Linked DNA regions of Homo sapiens: region 2 is linked to region 1. Evidence: chromatin contacts called from ENCODE Hi-C or POLR2A ChIA-PET data. All regions are on one chromosome and are shown on one strand. Each heading gives the region's core, a stretch centred on a gene start or an enhancer-like site at or near the end of the contact. The rest is flanking DNA. Distances are from core to core; before and after follow the strand shown.

Region 1 (5,755 bases), core at 848-3,347:
ACGAGCTGAAGCCCAAGATAAGCCCGTTTCTCCAGGTGACTCGGGTACGCAGAAGCCCCAGTGGGGAGTGGTACCGGGGCTGGGGGCTCCGTGCAGACAGCATGGTCAGCTCTGTAGCCGCAGAGATGTGAGGGGAGGGGGGTGAGGAGCTGTGCCTCTCCGAAGCCCTCCTCCAGTACCTGAATCTCCCTCCTCCCTGGTAGGCGCCTGACCTGTAGCCAGGGAGTTCTCCTCCAAGGAACTGTCCCCGGGGCCCACGCCACTGGCTTCTGCAAAGCGCCACAGGATCTTCCTGGCTCGAGCTACCTGACCTGTGGCCAGCAGCCAGCAGGGAGACTCGGGGAACAGGGCCGGGAACCTGCAGCGTTGGTGAGGATGCCCACGGCTCCCTCCACCTCCTCCTGGAAGGAGAGGCAAAGGCCAGGGCCCCCACCCCACCCCCAGGCTCAGGGGCAGGACATCACTGTAGTTCTCTGTGACCCTGTAACCCATGCGTTTACCTGGCATGGGATACGTCGGTGCAGAGGGAAGCTACATAGTCAGCCCCGATGAGGGCTGCTGGCCCAGCTCCCACCACACTTACCCCCAAAAGAGCAGCAAGAGTCCACTCATCAGGGCACCCAGCCCCTGCAGAAGACGCCAGTCCTGCACAAGCGCAGCCAGGCCGGGCAGCAGCAGGGTGCCCACCACCGAGAAAAGGCCAGCCCCCATGGAGAAGGCCAGGCGGTGGGGAGGGTCACACAACTCCAGGCCTGGGCAGACACAGACAGGTTGAAGTGGAGGCCTCGGGGAGGACTGGAACAGTTCCATTGGGAACTGCGGGGACCTATTGGTGACCTGCCCAGGAGCGGGATGCCCAAGGGACTCACTGCTCACTGTCCCTGCAGCTCGGGGCCCTCGGCAAGGGAGCCTCAGAGGCCTGCGGGCCACCCACTGCCCCTCCCCCAGTGACAGCAGCCCCCAGGGTACTCACGAGCCAGATACAGGGCGAGGAGGGCCCCTGCCAATGTGCCCCCGTGGAGTAGGCGCAGGACCAGCAGGGTAGGGAAGCTGGCAGCCAGGGCCTCACTGGCCCCCAGGCCTGTGGTCAGCACCAGGGAGGCCACAAAAACTGCCCGGCGTCCAAACCTGGTGGGCAGCGGGGGACATGCTTGGACAGGGTCAGGATAACCCAGGGTCCAACCTTCATCCTGGCAGCACCAGGTCTAGCTGAACCCTGAGAGTGGGCGGAGGGGAGGGCTGCTGGGCAGCAGGAAAAGGGAAGGGGCCTCACCGGTCACAGCCTGCTCCCAGGATGACACAGCCCAGCAGCCAGCCCAGGAGGTGGCTCACCTGCTCCAGCGGGACCTTCCAGCCGTCTCCACACACAAGGTTCCACTATGGGGAACAGCAGCCACGTGGAGGCCAGCTCAGGACCCTCCCCTGGGGACAGGTGCAGGGAGTCCCAGAATGGCTACTGGAAGGGGCCCTCCATGTCCTGCTCAATCCCTCCGTGGAGAGAAGGGGAAACTGAGGCATGAGAGGGCAAGGGGCTTGGTCCAGGTCACACAGCAGCCTCTCTGGTCTCCGGCAGCCCCTGCACAGGGGTCGGGGGGATCTGCCCACCCTAAGTTTTCTGCTTGTCCCTAGATAGGGCCTCCCCCACCTCCGCACACCATTGCTCTTCCCCCACGGCCAGCTCTTGTCCGACCCGTTTCCACCTCCTATTCCGAGGGACCCCGGGGACACCCAGGGCCTTGGTGGCGTCATAGACACAGCCCCCACCCCAGCCGGCCAAGGGTCATAGCCATGACACAGGCCTAAGAAATGAACCCCAGCACCTGCGCTGGTACCCACGCCCTCCCTGCCCTGCCCATTTCAAGAGGGACTCGGGCAGCGGCTGGAGAGCTGTGCTCAGCGGCATTTCCCGGTGAGGCCCTTGACCCTTGACCTCAGCTCTGCGCCTCCCCCCACCCCTTCCGGTTCCTGGGTCTTCTTGGCAAGCTTAATCTACTGCTGGGGGCCGTGCTATGCCCGAGATTTTACTTTCAAACCTGACGTTTTGGGAAAGCTGATGGGGCATTCCTGGATCCAGGCACCAAACAGGAGGAGGGCAGGTGGGAGGTGGGAGGGAGCAGGGTGGAGAGAGAAGCCCGGCGGGTTCCAGGGCCCCAGGCAGCCCTTGTGAAGATGTGGCAACCCCGTTCCAGTTTCCACACTGGGGCCAGTCCTCCCAGGATGGGGGATGGGGGCCTCGGGGTAAAGGCTGCCTCAGGGGTGTGCAGGTCTCAGCCCCAGCGCGGAAAGGCATGAAAGGGGCCTGGAGGTCCCTGCCGCCCGCCTCCCCATCTCTTCTCACGCAGATCGTCAAGGTTTCCCTTCAGGCAATGCAGTCTCTAGCCCAGCCTCTGCGCACCTCACTGATGGGAAGCCCACCTTCCCCAGTCTGTGCTGACCACGTCAGTCCCTCCAAGCAGAGACTCTGCCTTGGAAAGCCAGCCCAAAGCCACGGTCTGCTGAAGACGCTGGTGGTCCTGAAGCAAATTCCAGGCCCTGCTCCCCCACCGGCGCCTTCGGCTCCAATCCTCCAGCGCCCCAGGCCGCCCCGCGCCTGGCAGCTCCCAGGCCCAGATTCAGCCCCCGCCCGGCCCCTCTCCGCGGGTCCGGCCCGTGCGCGCCCGTCTGCGGCACCGTCGGGCCGGCGGCCGCCCCGGAGCAGGAAGCCCAGGAGGACGGCCGGGGGGCCCGGGTCAGAGGCGCCAGGTAGGATGGAGAAAGGACACCCAGGGCCTCGGCGGGCTGGGGGCGGGGAGGGCTGCGGGGCAGCAGGGACGGGGGCGCACCTGGGTGACCGGGCTTTGCAGGAGGCCGGCGCCGGGCAGCGCGTAGAGCCAGCCGCGTGTGCAGGGCCGGGTGCCGTTGCGTGCGGGCGCGGGGCGCGGGCCCGGGGCGGGTGCAGGGCGCGGGATCGGGGTAGCGCAGGAGCAGGCAGGGGCTCGCGGCTCGCGTGGGCCCCAGGCGCGGGATGGCGGCGTCCAGCAGCGCGGGTCCGCGCAGGGCGCGCAGCGCTGGGGGCAACAGCGTGGGGTCCGGTCGGCAGTGGGGCGCGGGCTGCGCGGTAAGCAGCTCCTCGGAGCTCAGCACCAGCCCCAGCACTATGCAGGGTACCCACGAGGCGGAGGCCAGCAGGCGCCGGGCCCGGCCAAAGCCGCCCGCAGCTCTCAGCACCCGCGCCTCCTGCTCCATCGGTCGCAGGCTGCGCTCGGGACGGGGCGGGGCCTGGACCAGGGCGGGCTCCTGGGGCGGGGCTTTGGGGCGAGGCATTAAGGGGCGGAGCCTGAGTCCAGTGGAGGCGGGGTGTGGGGGCGGGCGGTGTGAGGGCGGGGCCTAAGGCGTAAAGGGGCGGGGCCCGATCTGGGGCATAGGGCGGGGAGGTTGAGGGGCGGGAAGGTTGAGAGGCGGGGCTTGCGGCCGAACCGCGAGGGGGCGGGGCCCCGTGAGGGCGGCACGTGGGGGCCGGGGGCGTGGCAGGGGCGTGGCCGGGAGCGCTCAGGTGCCCTCGCGGCGCAGGTGCACTCAGGTTGCCCGGGGGCGCGCGGGCTCCGGCCGGCGTCCCGGGGTGGTCCCCGCGTGGGGCCGGGGGCGTCCGCGCGGGCGGGGCGAGGTCGGGGAGGGCAGCCGCCCGCCCTCCTCGGCGCTGGGAGCTTTCGGCTGGTACTGCGGGAGGAGCTCCCGGGTGACCCGCGGGTTCTGAAACCGCCGCTCGGGAGCTCGGGGCCTGCGCTGCGTCTACGGGGCGAGCGAGGGAGAACTGACGCCTTTCGCCCGGATCCTTCTCCCCTTCCGAGAACCAGGTAGGTCGCGTTTATTTTCAAGTCCGACTGTTTTCGCGGTAACATTTGTGGGAAACATCACGGTGGATCCTGTGGGTCGCTGAGTTTTCTGACTCCCGGTTTGTCTTATTTTGCTTTGTCAGTGGGCTCTGCGCTCGCGTTAACAATTCGAATGGGCACGTTTCTGCGTTTCAGAACGCTGTTCGCTTCCTCACACTTAGATTGAGGTGGAACTCACGTCACATAAACCGGGTCGCAAGGCTCAGCTCAGCGGGGCCCCCCCAACAGTGTTGCGGGACCAGCACCTTCTCGGGCTCCGGAACAGCTTCTACCCGAGCAGAGCCCGCCCGTCGGCGGCCGCTCTCCGCGCCCCTCCAGGGCCCTGCAGCCCCCGCCCTGCTCCGCGGACCAGCCTGTTCTGACCTCCGTTCAATGGAGCCCTACGTGCTGTGGCCTTTTGTGTTCCGGCGTCTTTCGCTTAGAATCGCGTCTTCAAGGTTCGTCCCCGGTGGAGCGGGGATCAGACCCGCGTTCCTTTTCAGGAGTGAATAATATTCCGTGGATGGAGCCCACACGTTTCTCTCTTCCTCTGTTGATGGACAGTGGGTTGTTTCCACTTTTTGCCTTTTGCGTCCAGTGACACGATGAACATTTTCGTACAAGTATTTGGGTGCCTGTTTCCATTTATCTTTGGTGTATACCTAGGCATGAATAGCTGGGCCTTAGGGTGTGAACTGTTTGTGAAACCGCAGAACGGTTTTCCGCAGCGGCGGTTCGATTTCACCACCAGCAATACAGAAGGGTGCTCGTTCCCCGACATCCTTGCCAACACCCATGTTCCGGTTTGTTTCAGTTATTTTATTGTGATAAAGCACAACAAAATGTATCATCTTAACCATTTTAAGTGTGCAGTTCAGTGGTATCAAATACATTCACACTATGGTGCAGCCGTCACCCCCATCCAGCTCCTTAACTCTGTTCACCTTGTAAAACAGAAACTCGATGCCCGTTACATAGTAACTCCCCATAGCCCCTCCTCCTCGCCCCAGGGAACTAGCATTCTGTATTCTGTGTGTGATTTTGACTAAGCTAAGTATCTCTTAGAAGTGGAATCACACGGCATTTTTCTTTTTGTGAACGGTTTATTTCATTTGGCATAATGTCCTCAAGATTCATTCATATCTTTCCATATGTTAGAATTTCCTTCTTTTTAAAGGCAGAATAATACTCCATTGTATGGATATGTCACATTTGGTTTACCCATTCATCTGTTTCTGTAAACTAGGTTGCTTCCACCTTTTGGCAATTGTGAATAATGCTGTTATGAACATGAAATATAAATATCTCCTTGACACCCTGCTTTGAATTATTTTCAATGTATATACCTAGAAATGGAATTGCTGAATCAGAGGGTAGTTCTATTTTTAACTTTTTCAGGAATCACCATACTGTTTCTACAGTGACTGCACCATTGTACATTTCCAGCAGCAAGGTACCGATTTCTCCCATCCTCACCTACATTGTTATTTTCTGGGTTTTTTTGATGGTAGTCATCCTAATAATGGGTATGGGATGGTATTTCATTGTAGTTTTCATTTGCTTTTTCCTAATGATTAGTGATATTGAACATGTTTTCATGTGCTTATTGGTCATTTGTATATCTTCTTTGGAGAAATATCTGTCCAAGTCCTTTGCCCATTTTTGAATTGGGCTGTTCCTTTTTGTTGTTGTTGTTATTGAGCATTAGCAGTTCTCTCTTTGTTCTAGATATTAATCCATTATTATATATATGATTTCCAAATATTTTCTCCCATTCTGCGAGTAGCTCTTTTACTGTGTTGATATTGTCTTTTGATGCACAAAATTTTTTCATTTTCATGAAGGTCAGTCTGTTTTTCCTTTTCTGGCATGTGCCTTGGGTGTCATATCTGGGAAATCATTGC
Region 2 (5,567 bases), core at 2,159-4,658, 460 kb after region 1:
AATGTCCCTTGGGATTCTTTCCCAATTTAAAAGTTCACCTGTAATCCCAGCACTCTGGGGGTGCCGAGGCCAGTGGATCACTTAAAGCCAGGGTTTGAGGCCAGCCTGGGCCAATTTAAAAGTTCAGTACTTGACAGTTTACTTTTTACAGACTCTTTCTCCTCAAAGGTAAATGGATAAAAATAGCAAGGTGGTAACTCTTAGACATCAAAGAGCTGATTTCCAGCGGTACAGTCGCTCACGCCTGTAATCACAGCACTCTGGGAGGCTGAGGCGGGCAGATCACTTGAGGTCAGGAGTTCCAGACCAGCCTAGGGAATATAGTCAGACCTCATCTCTATTAGAAAAATATATATTTTTTTGCCGGGTGCGGTGGCTCACGCCTGTAATCCCAGCACTTTGGGAGGCCGAGGCCGGCGGAACATGAGGTCAGGAGATCGAGACCATCCTGGCTAACACGGTAAAAGCCCGTCTCTACCAAAAAATACAAAAAATTAGCCAGGCGTGGTGGCGGGCGCCTGTAGTCCCAGCTACTCAGGAGGCTGAGGCAGGAGAATGGCGTGAACCCGGGAGGCAGAGCTTGCAGTGAGCCGAGATTGCGCCACTGCACTCCAGCCTGGGCAACAGTGCAAGACTCCGTCTCAAAAAAAAAAAGAAAAAATATTTTTTTTAAAAAGTAGGATTGATCTCAATTCATTCAACTGCTAAATTTGGAGAGCGACCCTGACCCCAGATTCCTGAAAGGGCTTTACCACACTAGCCACAACGAGGAAATGGAGCCTGTAAAAGAATGAGGTTACTGAGTGTTCACAAATGCACACCAAGGCTCCAAGATGAGATCTCCCGGGGTTCCAGAAAGCTCTGGGCATCGTTCAATCTATCGCCTGTCAGTGCAGGCGTGGTCAAGGCCAAGTTCAACCTGTCATCTATCAGTTCAGGTGTGGTCACGGCCAAGGTTATCTGTGACTGGAAAACAGCCAGCCTGACCCAGATGGCACAGTGCAGGCCAGGCGGGCCGTCCCACCCAACTCACTGTGGGATGCTGGCCAAACCGCCCTCCTCATCTCAGCTTTCCCTCACCTCAGCTTTCCCTCACCTCAGCTTTCCCTCACCTCAGCTTTCCCTCACCTCAGCTCTCCTCACCTCAGCTTTCCTCACCTCAGCTTTCCCTCACCTCAGCTTTCCTCACCTCAGCTTTCTCTTCCAGCCGTGTGTGGCAGCACAAAAACCCAGCTAAGGCAAAATCTGACTCTGAGGAAATCTGACATGGGCTTGAGAGAAGTCCCCTCAAAAGAGTTGAGTGAGCTGTGGAGTGAAAAGCCACAATTTTTCTTTTTTTTTTTTGAGACGGAGTCTCACTCTATCACCCAGGCTAGAGTGCAACGGCACCATCTTGGCTCACTGCAACCTCTGCCTCCCAGGTTTAAGCGATTCTCCTGTCTCAGCCTCCCAAGTAGTTAGAATTACACGTGCACGCCACCAGGCCCAGCTAATTTTTGTATTTTTAGAAGAGACGGGGTTTCACCATGTTGGCCAGGCTGGTCTCAAACTCCTGACCTCAGGTGATCAACCAACCTCGGCCTCCCAAAGTGTTGGGGTTACAGGCGTGAGCCACCACATCCGGCCTCCCAAAGTGCTGGAATTACAGCCGTGAGCCACCGCGCCCGGCCTCCCAGAGTGCTGGGGTTACAGGCCTGAGCCACCACACCCGGCCTGGCCAGCATATTTTTTGTGGCGGGAGGTAGATGTTATCTTTCATCTTCTCTCAGGGCAGAAAATCTCTACACATTTCCTTCATGATGATGACACGGTGGTACTATAGCTTTTCACACTTCTAACTAAAAGAATTTTTTTTGAGACGGAGTCTCGCTCTGTCGCCCAGGCTGGAGTGAAGTGGCGCGATCTCGGCTCACTGCAAGCTCCGCCTCCCGGGTTCACGCCATTCTCCTGCCTCAGCCTCCCGAGTAGCTGGGACTACAGGCACCCGCCACCACGCCTGGCTAATATTTTTGTATTTCTAGTAGAGATGGGGTTTCACTGTGTTAGCCAGGATGGTCTCGATCTCCTGACCTTGCGATCCGCCGGCCTCGGCCTCCCAAAGTGCTGGGATTACAGGCGTGAGCCACCGCGCCCAGCCCTTCAAAAAGTATTTTTAAAAGCCTGCCCATCACACCAGCCCAACGATGTTTCAGCAAACATAGGACTTCATTTTGCCAGATTCTTCCTGTTCTTTGGTATCCCTGAGCACACAGCCGGCTAGCCCCAGATGTAGAAGGTAAGAATTAGGGCGACCCATTGAGCACAGAAACGCTTGTGCTGGCTCCTGCTCAAACCTCTGCTTCCCCACATGGAGAATGGACGCAAAGAGCTGCTGTGACCAGGGCCTGGCACTCAGGGAGCGCTTTCTGTCTGAGTCCTTCTGATTTGCAGTGATGCTGTTTGGGGCAGGGGGTGCAACTGTCACTTTTTCTGGTGCCCTCTGACCCGACATTCCAAGTCCCGAAAGGCCGAACAGGCATCGCACAGTCCCCCCTACCGAGCTGGCGGGAAAGGGCGCCTGACGCTGAGGAGTGCCAGGGGCGGGGGAAAGGGTCCTGGGTCGGTGGTCGGGGGTCCAGGCCCTGGGCAAGGGGTCCTGGGTCGGGAGTCTAGGTCCCGGGTCCATGGTTGGGGGTCAGAGGTCGAGGCCCCGGGGAAGGCATACCGGGTTGAGATTTGGGGATGGAGGCCCCGGGGAAGGGGTCCCGAATCGGGGGTCGGGGATCGAGGCCTGGGGGGAGGGGTCCCGGGTCGAGGGTCGAGGCCCGGGGTAAAGGATCTCGGGTTGGGGGTCGGGGGCCTGGGAAGGGTCCCGGTCGGTGGTCGGGGGTCGAGGCCCGGGAGAAGGGGTCCCGGGTCGGTGGTAGAGGCCCTGGGGAAGGGGTTCCGGGTCGGGGATCGAGGGTCGAGGCCCGGGAAAAGGGGTCCCGGGTTGGTGGTCTAGGCCCTGGGGAAGGGGTTCCGGGTCGGGTATCGGGGGACGAGGCTCGGGAAAAGGGGTCCCAGGTCGGTGGTCGAGGCCCTGGGGATGGGGTCCGGGTCGGGGATCGGGGGACGACGACCGGGAAAAGGGGTCCCAGGTCGGTGGTCGAGGCCCTGGGGATGGGGTCCCGGGGGATCGACGGTCGAGGCCCGAGCTCTCCTGAGTCCTGCCCGCGGCCCCAGGTGGGCGGAGCCCACGCCAGTGGGAGAAGCGGCCCCGCCCCGCGCGCGAGTCCCCGGAGGACGGCCGCGACCTCTTACCGTCCATGGCCACAATGACAGGAGCAGCACTCGGAGAGGGAGAAGGGACGCCAACTCCGGGCGGTGTCAGGTCCCGGCGGCGATCGAACCGACCAAGCTGCACCCGGCGGGGACTTCCGGGGTCGCCGCCCCACTTCCGGTCGCACGGGATGCTCTCGCGAGAGGATGGTGGCCGGTCCCGCCAGAGGGGCGGGGCGCGGCTGCGCGGCGCGCGGTCGCCATGGTGACGCACGCCGCTGGCGCGAGGACCTTTTGTGAGTCGCTCCCGGCTCCGCGGCCGCGGAGGTGTGGGGACCCGGGCTTGCGTCGGAGGGGGCGGTGGGCTCACCCATGGGCCTTTCCAAAAGCAAAGAGAAACCCAGGAAAGGTAAAGGAGGCGCAGGCGCTGGGCTCCCCGCGTCTCCGCCCCTGGGCGCGGGCCCAGGGCGGGGCTGGGCTGGGCGGGGCGGTGTGAGCGCAGGCGCCAGGCTCGGCCCGGTGCGAACCGTTCCTGCCGCCGAGTCCGCCACGGACGGCGCGTTTCCCGCCTGAGGCGGTTACGGAAACGCGGAGACTCGAGACTTGAAGCCAGCTTATTCTGGACCCACGCAGGCGACTGAAGACGATGGGACCCACTGCCCTGCATTCGGTAAGTCCCGGGTCTAACGGATGATCCATATATTTCAGGTGAGGAGCAAAAGAAGGGATCCACCTATTCAGTTCCAAAATCTAAGGAGAAGTTGATGGAGAAGCATTCCCAGGAAGCCAGGCAGGCAGACAGGGAGTCGGAGAAGCCTGTGGACAGCCTCCACCCGGGGGCCGGGACAGCCAAGCACCCGCCGCCGGCAGCTTCGCTGGAAGGTAGGAGACGGCGGGAGGGAGCGAAGCGAGGTCAGTGGCTTGGAGGATCTGGGGCTGGGGTGAGGAGCCTACTGTAAGACCCTACCGGATGGACACTAGTAGCAGGCACGCGCCGTAAAGATGAAACTGGTTTGTTTTGGGAACTTTATGTAGGAGGTAAATATCCAGAAATCTTAGTTGAAAACATAAGTTTAATGAAAATGTAGGTCAGTTCCCGAGTGATAAGTGCGTACCAGGTGGTCGAGGGGCTGGGGCAGTGTGCGTGTGTCTCACCTGAGGTTCTCCTCGAGGGCTGGGTATCTTGGTGCCACTGAGAATCCCTGAGCCTCCGCACACTGGAACAGAGCATTGGGAGGCCGTCCCAGGCTGGACTGTAGCTCTCCGAGGGCTGTGGGGATAAGTACATTGCGGAGGGTGACCGAGGAGTAGAACCTGGGTGCGACAAAGGTGTCTTTTATAACAGCCTAGTGTGGCCAGACCTTTGGGTGTGTGTGGGGAAGATGAGGCCCCAAAAGTAGGAAGAAGCTAGAATACAAAGTTTTCCATCAGTTTTACCACGTGGAGCTGGAAGCGTTAAATATTTTAAACAACGGAGGTGCTGCCTGGGGCGGTAGTTCACACCTGTCCTCCCAGTTATTTGGCCGAGGCAGGAGGATCTTTTGAGCCCAGGAGTTCAAGACCAGCTTGGGCAACATAGTGAGACCCTGTCTCTACAAAAAATAAATATTTAAAAATAAAAAACAAGGGCGGCATGATGAGGTCTGTGCCTACCAACAGGGGAAGCCAGTTCGCAGGGGAGGTGGCCCGGTCAGAGACCCATTGCTGTGGCCCAGTGGGAGCCAGCAAGGCCTTGCAGTAGGAATTGCAGAAGGGTCAGGCAGGGAGAACCCGCAGAGCCTGCCGTCCGAGGAGATTGGGGGCCTGTGCCAGGAGGAGGTGTTTTAAGTTTCATCACAAGAATGAACCACTCGGCTGGGCGCAGTGGCTCACGCCTGTAATCCCAGCACTTTGGGAGGCCGAGGCGTGTGGATCACTTAAGGTCAGGAGTTCAAGACCAGCCTGGCCAACGTGGTGAAACCCTGTCTCTACTAAAAATACAAAAATTAGCTGGGCGTGGTGGCATGTGCCTGTAATCCCAGCTACTCAGGAGGCTGAGGCAGGAGAATTGCTCGAACCTTGAACCGGGACCCGGGAGGCAGAAGTAGTGGTGAGCGAGATCGCACCACTGCACTCCAGCCTGGGCTACAGAGTGAGACTCTGTCTCAGAAAAAAAAAAAAATAATAAGGAGAGAACCACTCGGGTCAGACAAGAAAGAATGTCAGGGGGATGACTGGCCTGCTAGGCAGAGGAGCTGGGCCTGGACTGCTTCACACTGACACGCTTGTAGGATCAAGGGCTGAAAGTAGGAGGCTCTGGGCCTTGGACTTGGAAGAAAGACTTGGAT

What was found. A loop is a pair of places that touch in the nucleus more often than their neighbours do. ChIA-PET counts read pairs that join two places held with the same protein, here RNA polymerase II (POLR2A). Pooled maps may share reads with other maps.
Region 2: a pooled map shows a loop between it and region 1 (3-fold over the local background). The contact joins the promoter of CHMP1A here to the promoter of SLC22A31 in region 1. A Hi-C loop is called at or near these places in 1 of 37 single-sample maps with no recorded cell type and 10 of 50 pooled maps. POLR2A ChIA-PET finds 5 or more read pairs at or near these places in 2 of 52 experiments (PC-3 and WTC11).

Annotation. Positions count from the first base shown.
Region 1 is chr16:89,198,440-89,204,194 of GRCh38, forward strand. SLC22A31 (solute carrier family 22 member 31) reads right to left here and starts at 2,098. Exons shown (of 9, transcript NM_001384763.1): 1 at 2,039-2,098; 2 at 1,274-1,377; 3 at 974-1,128; 4 at 584-752; 5 at 213-358; 6 at 3-111. The coding sequence starts at 2,062. RefSeq lists enhancers at 378-1,001, 2,250-2,872 and a silencer at 3,165-3,254.
Region 2 is chr16:89,654,300-89,659,866 of GRCh38, forward strand. It overlaps CHMP1A (charged multivesicular body protein 1A), which reads right to left and starts at 3,409. Exons shown (of 7, transcript NM_002768.5): 1 at 3,283-3,409. The coding sequence starts at 3,289. SPATA33 (spermatogenesis associated 33) reads left to right here and starts at 3,537. Exons shown (of 3, transcript NM_001271907.2): 1 at 3,537-3,649; 2 at 3,949-4,122. The coding sequence starts at 3,613. RefSeq lists silencers at 3,136-3,195, 3,416-3,805 and an enhancer at 3,521-3,690.